Linked DNA regions of Homo sapiens: region 1 is linked to region 2. Evidence: chromatin contacts called from ENCODE Hi-C or POLR2A ChIA-PET data. All regions are on one chromosome and are shown on one strand. The core of a region is the stretch at or near the end of the contact, and the rest is flanking DNA. Distances in the headings are between cores, read along the strand shown.

Evidence for each region. A loop is a pair of places that touch in the nucleus more often than their neighbours do. ChIA-PET counts read pairs that join two places held with the same protein, here RNA polymerase II (POLR2A). Pooled maps may share reads with other maps.
Region 1: a loop to region 2 is called in a pooled map, with 2.2 times the contacts of the local background. The contact joins the promoter of XPO6 here to the enhancer-like site in region 2. A Hi-C loop is called at or near these places in 1 of 37 single-sample maps with no recorded cell type and 4 of 50 pooled maps. POLR2A ChIA-PET finds 5 or more read pairs at or near these places in 1 of 52 experiments (A673).

The regions. Positions count from the first base shown.
Region 1 is chr16:28,209,371-28,216,132 of GRCh38, reverse strand. XPO6 (exportin 6) reads left to right here and starts at 4,168. Exons shown (of 24, transcript NM_015171.4): 1 at 4,168-4,767. The coding sequence starts at 4,765. RefSeq lists a silencer at 3,931-4,420 and an enhancer at 4,050-5,048.
Region 2 is chr16:25,043,712-25,050,533 of GRCh38, reverse strand. No RefSeq gene overlaps it. Among named protein-coding and RNA genes, the nearest start is that of LINC02175, 20 kb to the left of the region's middle. RefSeq lists a silencer at 712-1,006. Within about 2 kb of position 1,758, at least 41 of the 41 ENCODE cell types and tissues checked have a DNase peak (open chromatin) inside an H3K27ac peak, as active enhancers do; they include A673, where a contact is called at or near this core.

The DNA of each region.
Region 1 (6,762 bases), core at 2,919-5,418, 3.2 Mb before region 2:
CACAACATCCGCCTCCCGGGTTCAAGCGATTCTCCTGCCTCAGCTTCCCAAGTAGCTAGGATTACAGGTATGCGCCACCACACCTGGCTAATTTTTTGTATTTTTAGTAGAGACGGGGTTTCTCCATATTGGCTAGGCTGGTCTCAAACTCTCGACCTTAGGTGATCCACCCACCTCGGCCTCCCAAAGTGCTGGGATTACAGGCATGAGCCACCATGCCCAGCCTCATTTTTGTATTTTTAAGTAGAGATGGGGTTTCACCAGTTGGCCAGGCTGGTCTCAAACTGCTGACCTCAAGCGATCCATCCACCTTGGCCTCCCAAAGTGTTGGGGATTACAGGTGTGAGCCACTGTGCCCGGCCAAAAGGTGCTCTCTTTTGCTGGATTTGAACAGGGAATTTTGTGGCCCTGGCTGTTCCTGGCAACCACCTTGACAACAAGTCTGATAATGGAGAAGAGCAGAGCAAGGAAGTCCTAGAGGAATGGCCGGGCGTGGTGGCTCATGCCTGTAATCCCAGCACTTTGGGAGGCCGGGGTGGGCAGATCACTTGAGCTCAGAAGTTGGAGACTAGCCTGGGCAACACAGTGAGACATTGTCTTTGCTGAAAAAAAAAAAATCAGCTGGGCATAGTGGCGCACACCTGTAGTCCCAGCTAACTGGGAGTTTAAGGTGAGAGGCTTGCTTGAGCTTGGGAGGTCGAGACTGCAGTGAGCTGTGATTGCGCCACTGCACTCTAGCATGGAGAACAGACTGAGACCCTGTCTCAAAAAAATAAAACAAAACAAAACAAACAAACAAACAAACAAACACACACAAAACCACACACAGAAAAAAAAGAAAATCCTAGAGGAATGGATCTAGGCCTCCCATCACACCCAGCCAAAAGCTAATGAATCTCTGGAAGTCCAGTTATGTAACCCAAAGGCATACCCTTAAGTGAGTCAGTTGCATTTCTGTTATCTCATTCAATTTTACAGTAAGGAAACCAAGACTTCGAGAGTCAATAACTCAAGATACCTTAGCTAGTGAAGTTAAGAGCTGGATTCCACTCCAAATGAGTCTCAACCCAAAGCTTTCACTCATCCTACTAAACTAAGCCAAGTAAGTGACTTGGCCTCCATTCCGATTCATCAGCTTACCTACTGAGATGGCTTCTCTTGTACATGCTGTTTCTACTGCCTGGAATGTTCTATGCCCCCTCTCTTTGCCTAGCAAACTCCTGCTTCTTTAAGGCCAAAGCTTAAAGAAATGTCACTTCCTGACTTCCTCCCCATCCTAATCTGCCAGATTATTTTAGATCCCTTGGCCTTATTAGCGTGTAAACTATATTAAAGTTATATCATGTTAGTTTCAATTTTTCCTTCATTGCTCTTATCACAATAACTGATCCATTATTGTACAATATTTTACAAATAATTTGTCTTTAAATTCCATAAGGGCACACATATATTTGTTTTGCTCAGCATTGAATCCTTGAAATAGTGACTGTCACTTAGTGGACAACAATAAAGATTTGATAAAATAAATGTGCTTGAGGCTGGGCATGGTGGCTCATGCCTGTAATCCCAGAACTTTGGGAGGTCGAGGTGGGCGCATCACTTGAGGTCAGGAGGTGAGACCATCCTGGCCAACATGGCGAAACCCCGTCTCTACTAAAAATACAAAAATAAATTTAGCTGGGTGTGGTGGCAGGTGCCTGTAATCCCAGCTACTTGGGAGGCTGAGGCAGGAGAATTGCTTGAACCTGGGAGGCAGAGGTTGCAGTGAGCCGAGATTGCACCATTGTACTCCAGCCTGGGCAACAAGAGCGAAACTCCCTCTCAAGAGAAAAAAAAATAGTGCTTGATGGCCTGGCGCGGTGGCTCATGCCTGTAATCTCAGCACTTTGGGAGGACGAGGCGGGTGGATCACCTGAGGTCGGGAGTTTGAGACCAGCCTGACCAACATGGTGAAACCCCGTCTCTACTGAAAATACAAAAAATTAGTTGGGTGCGGTGGTGGGCTCCTGTAATCCCAGCTACTTGGGAGGCTGAGGCAGGAGAATTGCTTGAACCCAGGAGGCGGACGTTGCGGTGAGCCGAGATCATGCCATTGCACTCCAGCCTGGGCAACAAGACCGAAACTCTGTCTCATTAAAAAAAAAAAAAAAGTGCTTGAGGCTGGGAGTTTGAGGCTGCAGTGAGCCATGATCATGTCACTGCAACAGAGTGAGACCCTTTCTCCAAAAACAAACAAACAAACAAACAAACAAAAAACTAAAAAACCCCTGAAAGCTATTGCTTTCAGTGGTAAAGTGTTGTATCAGTGGTTCTCCAAATGTGGTATCTAGACCTGCAGCATCAGCTTCATTTGGGAGCTTGTTAGAAATGCAAATTATTCAGCCCCATCTCAAACCTACTGGATGGGAAAGTCTATGAGTGGAGCGAGTAATCTTTGTTTTAACAGTCCTTCTGGGTGAATTGATTCAGATCACACTGAGGTTTGACAGGAAAGAAAAATAGCTCAGGGAAGTCTGAGTTATGTGAAGTATGCAAAATTTGTCAGGTCCACTGAGACTTGTGTATGGGAGTTCGGGCACACTCCCACCTCCACATGCTCGGGGACAATTGTTTAAAGATATTTTGTTCCAGACTAGCTGCCTCCCCCATTTCCTTCAGGTTCCTGAAATTTGTGATACAAAGAACAATGTATAGGCAATAGCTTATGTTATTTTTTCCCCCTTTCTCATCATTCCTATTCAACCTTATGTTATGCCTCTTTTTTCCTTAGAAACCCACTTGAAGCCAGGCGGGAGGGCTCACGCCTGTAATCCCAGCACTTTGGGAGGCCGAGGCTGGCGGATCACCTGAGGTCGGGAGTTCAAGACCAGCCTGGCCACTATGGTGAAACTCCGTTTCTACTAAAAATAAAAAAAATAGCCGGGCATCATGGTGGGTGCCTGTAGTCCCAGCTACTCGAGAGGCTGAGGCAGGATAATCGTTTGAACCCGGGAGGCGGAAGTTGCAGTGAGCTGAGATTGCACCATTGCACTCCAGCCTGGGCGACAAAGCGAGACTCCGTCTCAAACAACAACAACAACAAACTACACTCTAGTCTGGGCGACAGAGCAAGACCCTGTCTTAAAAACAAACAAACAAACAAGGAAACCCCATTTGTAACTGCCACTAATTGGACTATACTTCTGGTGGGCCATCTTCAAGCTTCGGGCTTGAATAAACCCTATACTTAAATACTATTTTCTCAATCTCGTTATTTAAGGTTGACAAGGGCCATTGGGTTACATAGATTTGCTCCAATCTATGTAGTAGGCACACCCGCGGGCTCAACCTCAGCTGTTTGGGATAGTTTCCTGACTGTTTCTTAAAATTAGCACTTTCAGCCTGGCTGGATGACTCATACCTGTAATCCCAGCACTTTGGAAGGCTGAGGCAGGAAAGCTGCTTGAGCCCAGGAGTTCCAGACCAGCCCAAGCATCAAAAGGAGGCCTCACCTCTGCAAAAAATAAAAAAATTTAGCTGGGCATGGTGGCGCACCAGGAGGTTGAGGCTGCAGTGAGCCATGATTGTGTTACCGCACTCCAGCCTGGGCAACAGAGCAAGAACCTGTCCCCAAAAATAAAACAAAATAAAGATGAGCACTTTCACGAGTAAAGTGGATTGGAGGATGGGAACAGGAATCCAACACATTCTCTGCCTCTCTCAGCACCTTGGCTATCGAAGTTACGTTTATCTCCCCTGTCCTAGCATCCACAGCAGGGCCTGGAATATAGTCGGGCAAGAGTGTGTGGACTGCATGAATGTAAGCTCCATAGGGCCGCGTGTCGTCACGCTGCCAGCTCGATGCTCCGCCCGTAAAAGGCACTCACTAAAATTTTAGCGGAATGAATGGGCGAAAAAAGCGAAAGGGAAACCACGCCTTTACTAAAATGGCAGCCCGGGCTCCCTTTACCAAGATGGCTGCCGGCCCGCGTGGACGCACGGGCGGTGGGCGCAGGGGGCGGGGCAAGAGAGGGCGTGGTAAGAAGGCGGGGCCAGTGGGAGCCGTCAGGTGCAGCCCCGCCCTCCGCCCTCCGCCCGCTCCCCCCGCTCGCCCCGCTCGATTCCGGATTGGTCCGGTTCCAGCGCCGCAGCCCGGCGGCCGCGCTGTGGGGCCGCCCGGCGCTCGCCACTTCCGGCGCGTTGGGGCTGTTGGTCGGGGGCGGCCGCGCGGTACTAGCGGGCGGCTCCAGGGCGGGCGCGCGCAAGGATGCTCTAGGGGGCGGCGGCAGTGGCCGTGTGGGTTGAGGCTGCGAGGACAGCGCGGGCCCCCGGGCCTCTCCCCTGAGCCGGCCGCCTGGGCCGCGCGGTCGAGGCCTGTCAGCCTCCGCCCGTTCAGCCTCGGGGCCGGGGCCGCCGCCACCTCTGCCCGCGGAGGCCGGGGAGCCCCTGCCTGGGCCCGCAGCCTCCCCCGCGGGGGTCGGGCCCGGGCGGGGGTCCCGAGCAGCTGCCCTCCTCGCCGGCATCCGAGCCTCATTTCCTGCTTTTTCAGTTTCCTTGGGGAGGGGCGGGTGGGTCTGGATGAATTGTCTCGGGGTCCCCCGATGAGGCGACCCGGGCGGCCCTGCCCTTTTTAGAGGGTCCCCTCGGGGCCCGGTGGGGAAGGGGTTGTCTTTGCATGGGTGGGGGACTTCCCGAGTCTGCCGGGACCATGACCTGAACTGTGCGAGCGGGACGTGTCCGAAGCCCAAGAACCAGCTCATCTGAGCCGCCCCCTCCCCGGCCAGCATGGTAAGTGGAATTGGAGCCCCCTTCCCTCCTGGGGTGCCCTACCGGAAGGGTGGGAATGGGCCCCGGGGCTGCTGAGCCATCGCTGCTCTCCCCATGGCGGGGAGAGGCGCGTGCGGAGCCTGGCCGGTGACACATGCGTGCAGAGTGTGCAGCCCCGGCCCTGCGCTCCCATCCCCCCAGGGATGATGGCTCAGGCCTGGGAGGGCCCTGGGAGCGCAGCAGGCACAACCCTTGCATCTGGTGTTTGCCTCCTGCAGCTCCTCCGGATAATAACTATCGTTTATTGAGGGCTTACTACTTGCCAAGGCCCTGCGCGAAGTGATTGACAGTGCAGTAGTATTTAATGATCACACCAGCCCTCTGTTCGGAAGTGGGGAGACTGAGGCACGGAGCAATTAATTCCCCAGCTCAAGGTCAAGCGACTTTTTAACAGTGTTAAGATTTGAACCTAGGCATCTGACTTTGAACCTAGGCATCTCTAATACACTTAGAGAGCTGGGTGATTGTAGGAGAAACATCTCATCTAGCTGTAGGTTTATATATGAGGAAACAGAGCGATTTACAGAGGTCACTTGCACAGGTGATGGCAAAGTCAGGAATGGTCGTGATCTTTTGACACTGAGGCTGCTATTCTACATGCTCTGATCTCTGCTGAAGCTACCTTCCACGTTTTCTAGACCGATACTTTCAATACTCCCCTAAATGTGTGTACTCACATCTCTTTGTGTATCCACATCTCCACGTTTTCTAGACCGATACTTTCAATACTCCCCTAAATGTGTGTACCCACATCTCTTTGTTAAGCATTTGCCTTTTTGCTCTTGTAATTATTTCTGAGCCTTATCTGTCTATTGCGGTATACACAGCTCCTTCAAAGACCAAATTGTTTGAACCCTTATCTGCTCCAGCTCCTGGCACATAGTAAGCCCTTGGTAAGTACTGGATCACCTAGCCTGTGGTTGAGCACCTCGAGGAGTGGAGCTGTTCTCCTCAGTTTCACCCATTTTACCCCTGCCAAGTTAGTGGTATAATAGAGAAAGGGACATAGCTGCATCTTTTGTGATACAGACCTTAAGGCCTGTGGAATTTTCGAAACATTCAAGGGGCCTGTGGGTAGTGTGTAGGTCCTGAGATATGGAGCTTACAACCAGCTGGGTAAAGTACACCATTAATGCTGAGCAGCACCGTACAGTATATGCTATACGTATAGTGTATGTGTTTTATTTTTATTTGTTTTGAGACAGGGTCTTGCTTTGTTTCCTAGGCTGGAGTGCAGTGGCACGTTCATGGCTCACTGCAGCCTCGACCTCCTGGGCTCAAGCAGTCCTCCCACCTTAGCCTCCCAAGTAGCTGGGGCTGCAGGCAAGTGCCACCATGCCTGGCTAATTTTTTGTGGAGATGAGGTCTCACCACGTTCCCCAGGCTGGTCTTGAACCTGAGCTCAAGTGATCCGTCCTCCTCAGCCTCCCAAAGTGCTGGGATTACAGGCGTGAGCCACCGTGCACAGCTGAGTCTATGTATTTTAACATATATATTACACAGTATGAATTGTGGCAAATCAGTTAAGCTCTCAGTTCCAATTTCCTCAACTATGAAATTTGGGGATAGGATTTCTCTAAAGAGTAATCTAGAGGTATGAGGTATAACATTTAGTGGCTAATGAAAGTAGCACTCATTCCTTCCTTCATTTATTCTTTCAGTAATGCTTTTTTTTTTTTTTTTTTTGAGATGGAGTTCAGCTGTTGTTGCCCAGGCTGGAGTGCAGTGGTGCAGTCTCAGCTCACGGCAACTTCTGCCTCCCGGGTTCAAGTGATTCTCCTGCCTCAGCCTCCCGAGTAGCTGGGATTATAGGCATGCGCCACCATGCCCGGCTAAATTTTGTATTTTTAGTAGAGATGGGGTTTCACCATGTTGGTCAGGCTGGTCTTGAATTCCTGACCTCAGGTGATCCACCCGCCTCGGCCTCCCAAAGTGCTGAGATTACATGCATGAGCC
Region 2 (6,822 bases), core at 509-3,008:
GTTGCCCTGGGTGAGTCAGTGAGTGAGGGGTGAGTGAGTGTGAAGACGCAGGACATTACACTGTGTAAACTTTAAAAGCAGTGTATGCTAGCCAGGCACAGTGGCTCACGCCTGTAATCTCAGGACTTTGGGAGGCTGAGGTGGGCAGATCACAAGGTCAGGAGTTCGAGACCTTCCTGGACAACATGGTGAAACCCCGTCTCTTCTAAAAACACAAAAAATTAGCCAGGCATGGTGGCACATGCCTGTAATCCCAGCTACTCAGGAGGCTGAGGCAGAAGAATCGCTTGAACCTGGAAGGTGGAGGTTGCAGTGAACTAAGATCGTGCCACTACACTCCAGACTCTGTCTCAAAAAAAGAAAAAAAAAAGAAAAAAAAAACTAAGACACAATCACATACATTATCCTAGGCCTACACAGAGTCAGCACCATCAATATCACTCTCCACCACCTCTACATCTTGTTCCCCTGGAAGGTCTCCAGGGGCAATAACATGAATGGAGCTGACATCTCCCAAGATAATGATTTCTTCTTCTGGAATATTTCCTGAAGGACCTGCCTGAGGGCTTTTACAGTTAACTTTTTGTTAATAAGTAGTTGCTCTGGGTGAGTCAGCAAGTTGTTATTCTAAAATAACAATAAAAAGTACAGCATAGTAAATACATAAACCGTTAACACAGTTTTTTATCATGATCAAGTTTCATGTATTGTACATAATTGTATGTGTTACACTTTTATAGGACAGGCTGCACGGTAGGTTTGTTTACACCAGCATCCACATAAGCTCATGAGTGATGTACCGTGCTAAGACATTAGGACAGCTACGTCACTAGGTGATAAGATAATAGAGCTGAAAAATTCCCGTGGGACCGCCACCACCATATATGCGGGCAGCTGTTACCCGAAGGCATCACTGTACATGTATTTGAGATTGCAAAATTCAACTATGTTCAGCATTAAAATCTCAGATTTAGAATTTCAACTGCATGCTGCTTGTGGTCTGTAAGATATGGCACTACCTCCAACTTTAATTCTATTGTTCTTTTATACCTTTTAGTTTCATTTTTAGTTTCTATTTCCTGTTGGTTTTATTATTGGTTTATAAACGGAAGGCAGGAAGCAAAATCTTTTTTTTTTTTTTTTTTTTTTGAGACAGACTCTCATTCTGTCGCCCAGGCTGGAGTGCAGTGGCATGATCTTGGCTCACTGCAACCTCCATCTCCGGGGTTCAACTGATGCTCGTGCCTCAGCCTCCCGAGTAGCTGGGATTACAGGCACCCACCACCATGCCCGGCTAATTTTTGTACTTTTAGTAGAGACGGGTTTTCACCGTGTTGCCCAGGCTGGTCACAAACTCCTGGCCTCAAGTGATCCGCCCGCCTCAGCCTCCCAAAGTGCTGGGATTACAGGCATGAGTCACCACGCCTGGCCAGGAAGCAAAGTCTTAAGGGCAAAAGACGCTGTACTGAAACAGAGCTAGGCTTCGTCTCCCTTCCTCCTTTCAGGGCTGTTGCTAGTATACAGCTAATGTGCCAGGACTTAAATAGTAGCTGGGATTACAGGCACCCACCACCATGCCCGGCTAATTTTTGTATTTTTAGTAAAGACGGGGTTTCACCGTGTTGCCCAGGCTGGTCACGAACTCCCGACCTCAAGTGATCCGCCCGCCTCAGCCTCTCAAAGTGCTGGGATTACAGGCATGAGTCACCACGCCTGGCCAGGAAGCAGTCTTAAGGGCAAAAGACGCTGTACTGAAACAGAGCTAGGCTTCGTCTCCCTTCCTCCTTTCAGGTCTGTGGCTAGTATATAGTTAATGTGCCAGGACTTAAATGCTGAGTCACCTAAAAAGCTGAGCCTCAATCCTCAATAACCAGGAAGACTCATATAGGCTGCAATTCCCTTCCAGAGGAGACTGCCCGTGTTGCCTTTTGCTTTCATCTAATGTCTCTTTACTTTACAAAGAATAATATGATCTAAAATCTGTCTCTGTTGTAAGCAGTCACTGAATATTGGGCAAAGCATAAATGGCAAAGGGAGCAACATTCACACGAAGGTAAAAGAAATGGGGAAACCCAATCAGAAAATTCTCTTGGATCAATGTTCTGTATCTAACTCAACAAAAAGCCAGTAAATACAGAATATCATGCAAGATGCCACAGACCTGAGTAATACCAAAGTACTTTGGGAAAAGAATAAAACCCTTACCACGTATTGCAAATATTATATGGTTTGCCTGTACATTTTCTTAATGTATTTATTTTTCCTTTGTAGTAAGTGCATTTTGTGTTCTACTCACAAAATATCTGCCCACCCCATGGTTGCAAAGATATTCTCCCATGTTTTCATGTGTAAGATTTACGATTCTAGCTTTTATGTTTAGGTTTATGAACAATTACCAACTAATTTGTGTGTATGGCATGAGATGGGGTGAAGGTTAATTTCTTTCCTCATGTGAATATCCAGTTGATCTAGAATTATTCATTAAAAATAATTTCCTGGCTGGGCAGTGGCTCACACCTACAATCCCAATACTTTGGGAGGCTGAGGTGTGAGTACTGCTTGAGCCCAGGAGTTCGAGACCAACCTGGGCAACACAGTGAGACCCTGTCTCTACAAACAAAAAACAACAAAACATTAGCTGGACATGGAAGTACACACCTGCATTCCCAGCTACTTGGGAGGCTGAGGTGGGAGGATCACTTGAGCTCAGGAGGCTGGGGCTGCAGTGAGCCATGATCATACCACTGCATTCCATCTTGGGCGACAGAGGAAGACCCTCTCTTAAAAAAAAAAAAAAGAAATTAAATGACTTTCCTTCCTTCCACCAGAAAATTGACTTACTCGCTCTGGGCAAAAATCAACTGACAGTACGTATGCAGGTCTATTTCTGGACTCAGTTTCACTGATATATTTGTCTATTGTGATGTCAAGACCAATGTTTTGATTAGTGTAGCTTTATAGTAAGTCTTAAAATTAAGTGGTATAAAAAATTAGCAGTTTAAGTTCTCCAACTTTGCTCTTTTTTTTTTTTTTTTGCTATTCTAGATATTTTGCATTTCCATATAAATTTTAGAATCAACTTGTTAGTTTCTTCAAAAAAAAAAACAAATAGGATTTTAACTGGGATTGCATTGACTCCATAGATCAATTTGGGGAGAACAGACATCTTAATATCAGGTCTTCTAATATATGAACAAAGTAACCTCTTCCTTATTTAAGTATTTATTAATTTCTCTCACCAATATTTTAGTGAGAGAGTAAAAGTATTCTCTCACAATACTTTTCTGGTAAAGGTGTTTTCATGTCTTTCATTAGAGTTATTCTAATGATTTTTGATGCTACTGTTTTTATGCTGTTTTTCCTTTTTTCTTTTTTTGGGACAGGATCTCTCTGTCACCCAGGCTGGAGTGCAGTGGTATGATCACAGATCACTGCAGCTTCAACCCTCCCAGTCTCAAGCTATCCTCTCACCTCAGCCTCCCAAGTAGCTGTGACTACAGGTACTCGCCACCATACCCAGCTAATTTGGTTCACTTTCTTGTAGAGACAAGGTCTCACTATGTTGCCTATGTTGCTCAAAGTCCTGGGCTCAAGGGATCCTCCCACCTTGGCCTCCCAAAGTGCTGGGATTACAGGTATGAGCCACCGTGCCTGGCCTGATGCTATTGCAAATGGTATTTTACATTTTCATATATATATATGTTTCATGTATATATGTGTGTGTGTGTGTATTTACAACATATATATATCTGATAAAAATATTCCAGGCTGGGCGCAGTGGCTCATGCCTGTAATCCCAGCACTTTGGGAGGCCGAGGTGGGAGGATCGCCTGAGGTCAGGAGTTCAAGACCAGCCTGGCCAACATAGTGAAACCCCGTCTCTACTAAAAATAGAAAAATTAGCCGAGTGTGATGGTGCATGCCTATAGTCCCAACTACTTGGGAGGCTGAGGCAGGAGAATTGCTTGAGCCTGGGAGGCTGAGGTTGTAGTGAGCCGAGATTGCACCACTGCACTCCAGCCTGGGTGACAGAGTGGGACTCCATCTCAAAAAAAAAAAAAATTCCTATCCAGAATATATAATACACTCCAACAAATATAAAACAACAGTATCACCAACAAAAATGTGCAAAACAGACAGTTCACAAAAGATGACATGGGAATGGCCAATAAGTACATGAAAAAGCGCTTATTAGTCGCCAGGGAAATATGACTTAAAACCATGAGATGCTATTTCACACCCACGGACAATACAGAACGTTAACAAGGATATGGAGAAACTGCAAGTTCTGCTATGTAGCTGGTGGGAAGTGTCAACTGATAAATCACTTTGGATATTAGTGTGGTAGTTACATATGTCCCCACCCTATGACTAAGCACTTCCACTCCTAAACATTTATCTAAGAGAAATAAATTAAGAATGTTCATTGCAGCCAATTTACACTGGTCCAAAACTGGACACAACCCAAATGTTCATCAAAAGGTGAATGGATGAACAAATCCTATATTCACACAACTCAAAAAGGAGCAAATGACTTTCCAATGGCAAAGACTGTCTCCTTGACCAAACTCTAGCCAGCTCCTCTGACCCCTCTTCTCAACTAGGCCTTAACCTTGGCCTATAAAGACTTGAGCAAGGTTGGGCATGGTGGCCCGTGCCTGTAATCCCAGCACTTTGAGAGACCGAGGCAGGAGTGTCACTTGAGCCCAGGAGTTCTAGACTGGCCTAGGCAACAGAGACAGGCCCCAACTCTACAAAAAGTTTAAAAATTAGCAGAACGTGGTGGTGCATGCCTGTAGTCCCAGCTACTAGGGAGGCTGAGGCAGGAGGATCACTTGGGTTTGGGGAGGTCAGCACTGCAGTGAGCTGTGATCACATCACATCACTGCACTCCAGCCTGGGTGACAGAGCAAGTCACAAAAAAACAAAACAAAAACAAAAACAAAAACAAAAACAAAAAAACAAAATCAAAAAAGCCAATAAATAAACAAAAATCAGGCTGGACACGGTGGCTCACACCTGTAATCCCAGCACTTTGGGAGGCCAAGGCAGGCTGATCACCTGAGGTCAGGAGTTTGAAACCAGCCTGGCTAACATTGCAAAACCCTGTCTCTATTAAAAATATGAAAATTAGCCGGGTTTGGTGGCACAAGCCTGTAATCCCAGCTACTTGGGAGGCTGAGGCAGGAGAATCACATGAACCCAGGAGGCAGAGGTTGCAGTGAGCCGAGATCACACCACTGCACTCTAGCCTGGGTGACAGAGTGAGACTCTGTCTCAAAAAAAAAAAAAAAAAAAGACTTGAGCAAACACTAACATAGTTTCTTTTTGTTGTTATTTAAACAAATTGTTGGCTGGGTGCCATGGCTCACGCCTGTAATTCCAGTACTTTGGGAGGCCGAAGCAGGCGATTACTTGAGGTAAGGAGATCGAGACCAGCCTGGCGAACATGATGAAACCCCATCTCTACTAAAAATACAAGAATTAGCCACAAATTACAGGTGTGGTGGCTCACACCTGTAATCTCAGATACTCAGGAGGCTGAGGCATGAGAATCACTTGAACCCGGGAGGAAGAGGTTGCGGTGAGCCGAGATCGTGCCACTGTACTCCAGCCTGGGTGAACCAGTGAGACTCCATCTCAAAAATATAAAAATAATTATTTATTTTGTAGAGAGGGAGGTATTACTATGTCACCCAGGCTTGTCTCGAACTCCTGGGCTCCAGTGATCCATCCTCCCACCTTGGCCTCCCAAAGTGCTGGGAGCCACCGCACCTGGCCTTTTTTGTTTGTTTGTTTTTTGTTTTTGTTTTTGTTTTGAGACAGAGTCTTGCTCTATTGCCCAGGCTGGAGTGCAGCAGTATGATCTCAGCCCACTACAACCTCCACCTCCCAAGTTTAAGCGATTCTCCTGCCTCAGCCTCCTGAGTAGCTGGAACTACAGGCGTGTGCCACTACATCTGGCTAAGTTTTGTATTTTTAGTAGAGATGGGGTTTTGCCACATTGGCCAGGCTGGTCTCGAACTCCTGACCTCAAGCAATCCACCCGCCTTGGTCTCCCAAAGTGCTGGGATTACAGGCGTGAGCCACGGCGCCCAGCCTAAAAACATGGTTTCCAATAGTTCAAGGTTGCATCCTTTGGATGACCCAGCCCCCAGTAAGCTGCCTGTCTGAGAAAACTCAAAGCTGCCTATAGAATTTACTGTGTTTCAGCCAACACTACTGAAGACAGGGCCTGCCTCCCACTCTCTGTGGGAGGGCAGAAGCCTAACTTCCTTAATGGCCAGTTACCAAACCCAGATGGGTTTCACAGGACCAACCCTCCCTCCCCACTTTTTGTGATTTTTCACTTCCCTGACTCTACTGAGCCCCTTTCTCATTCTCCTTGTAAAACACCCTGTCCTGTCTATGCAAATTGAAGTTAAGCTCAGTTCACACTGGATTGAATTTGGCTAAACTGCAATCGTTATTACTGATGAAAATTGGTTCTTACCACTTCAGTGTCCAGCTTTATCTTTGACAACACACACAATACAGATGAATCTCGAAGAACATGTTGAATAAAAGACACACAGAGGAATACATTTGTGTGATTCCATTTATATGACATTCAAAAATAGGCAAATCTAATCTATAGTAGACAAAATCAGAAAATGGCTGCAAAGTAGGGTTAGGAAACTAGAAAAAGATAACAAGAGAGGCTGGTTCACGCCTGTAATCCCAGCACCTTGGGAGGCCGAGGCAAGAGGATCGCTGGAGCCCAGGAGTTCAAGAAAAGCCTGGGAAACAAGGCAAGACCCCATCTCTACAAAAAATAAAAAT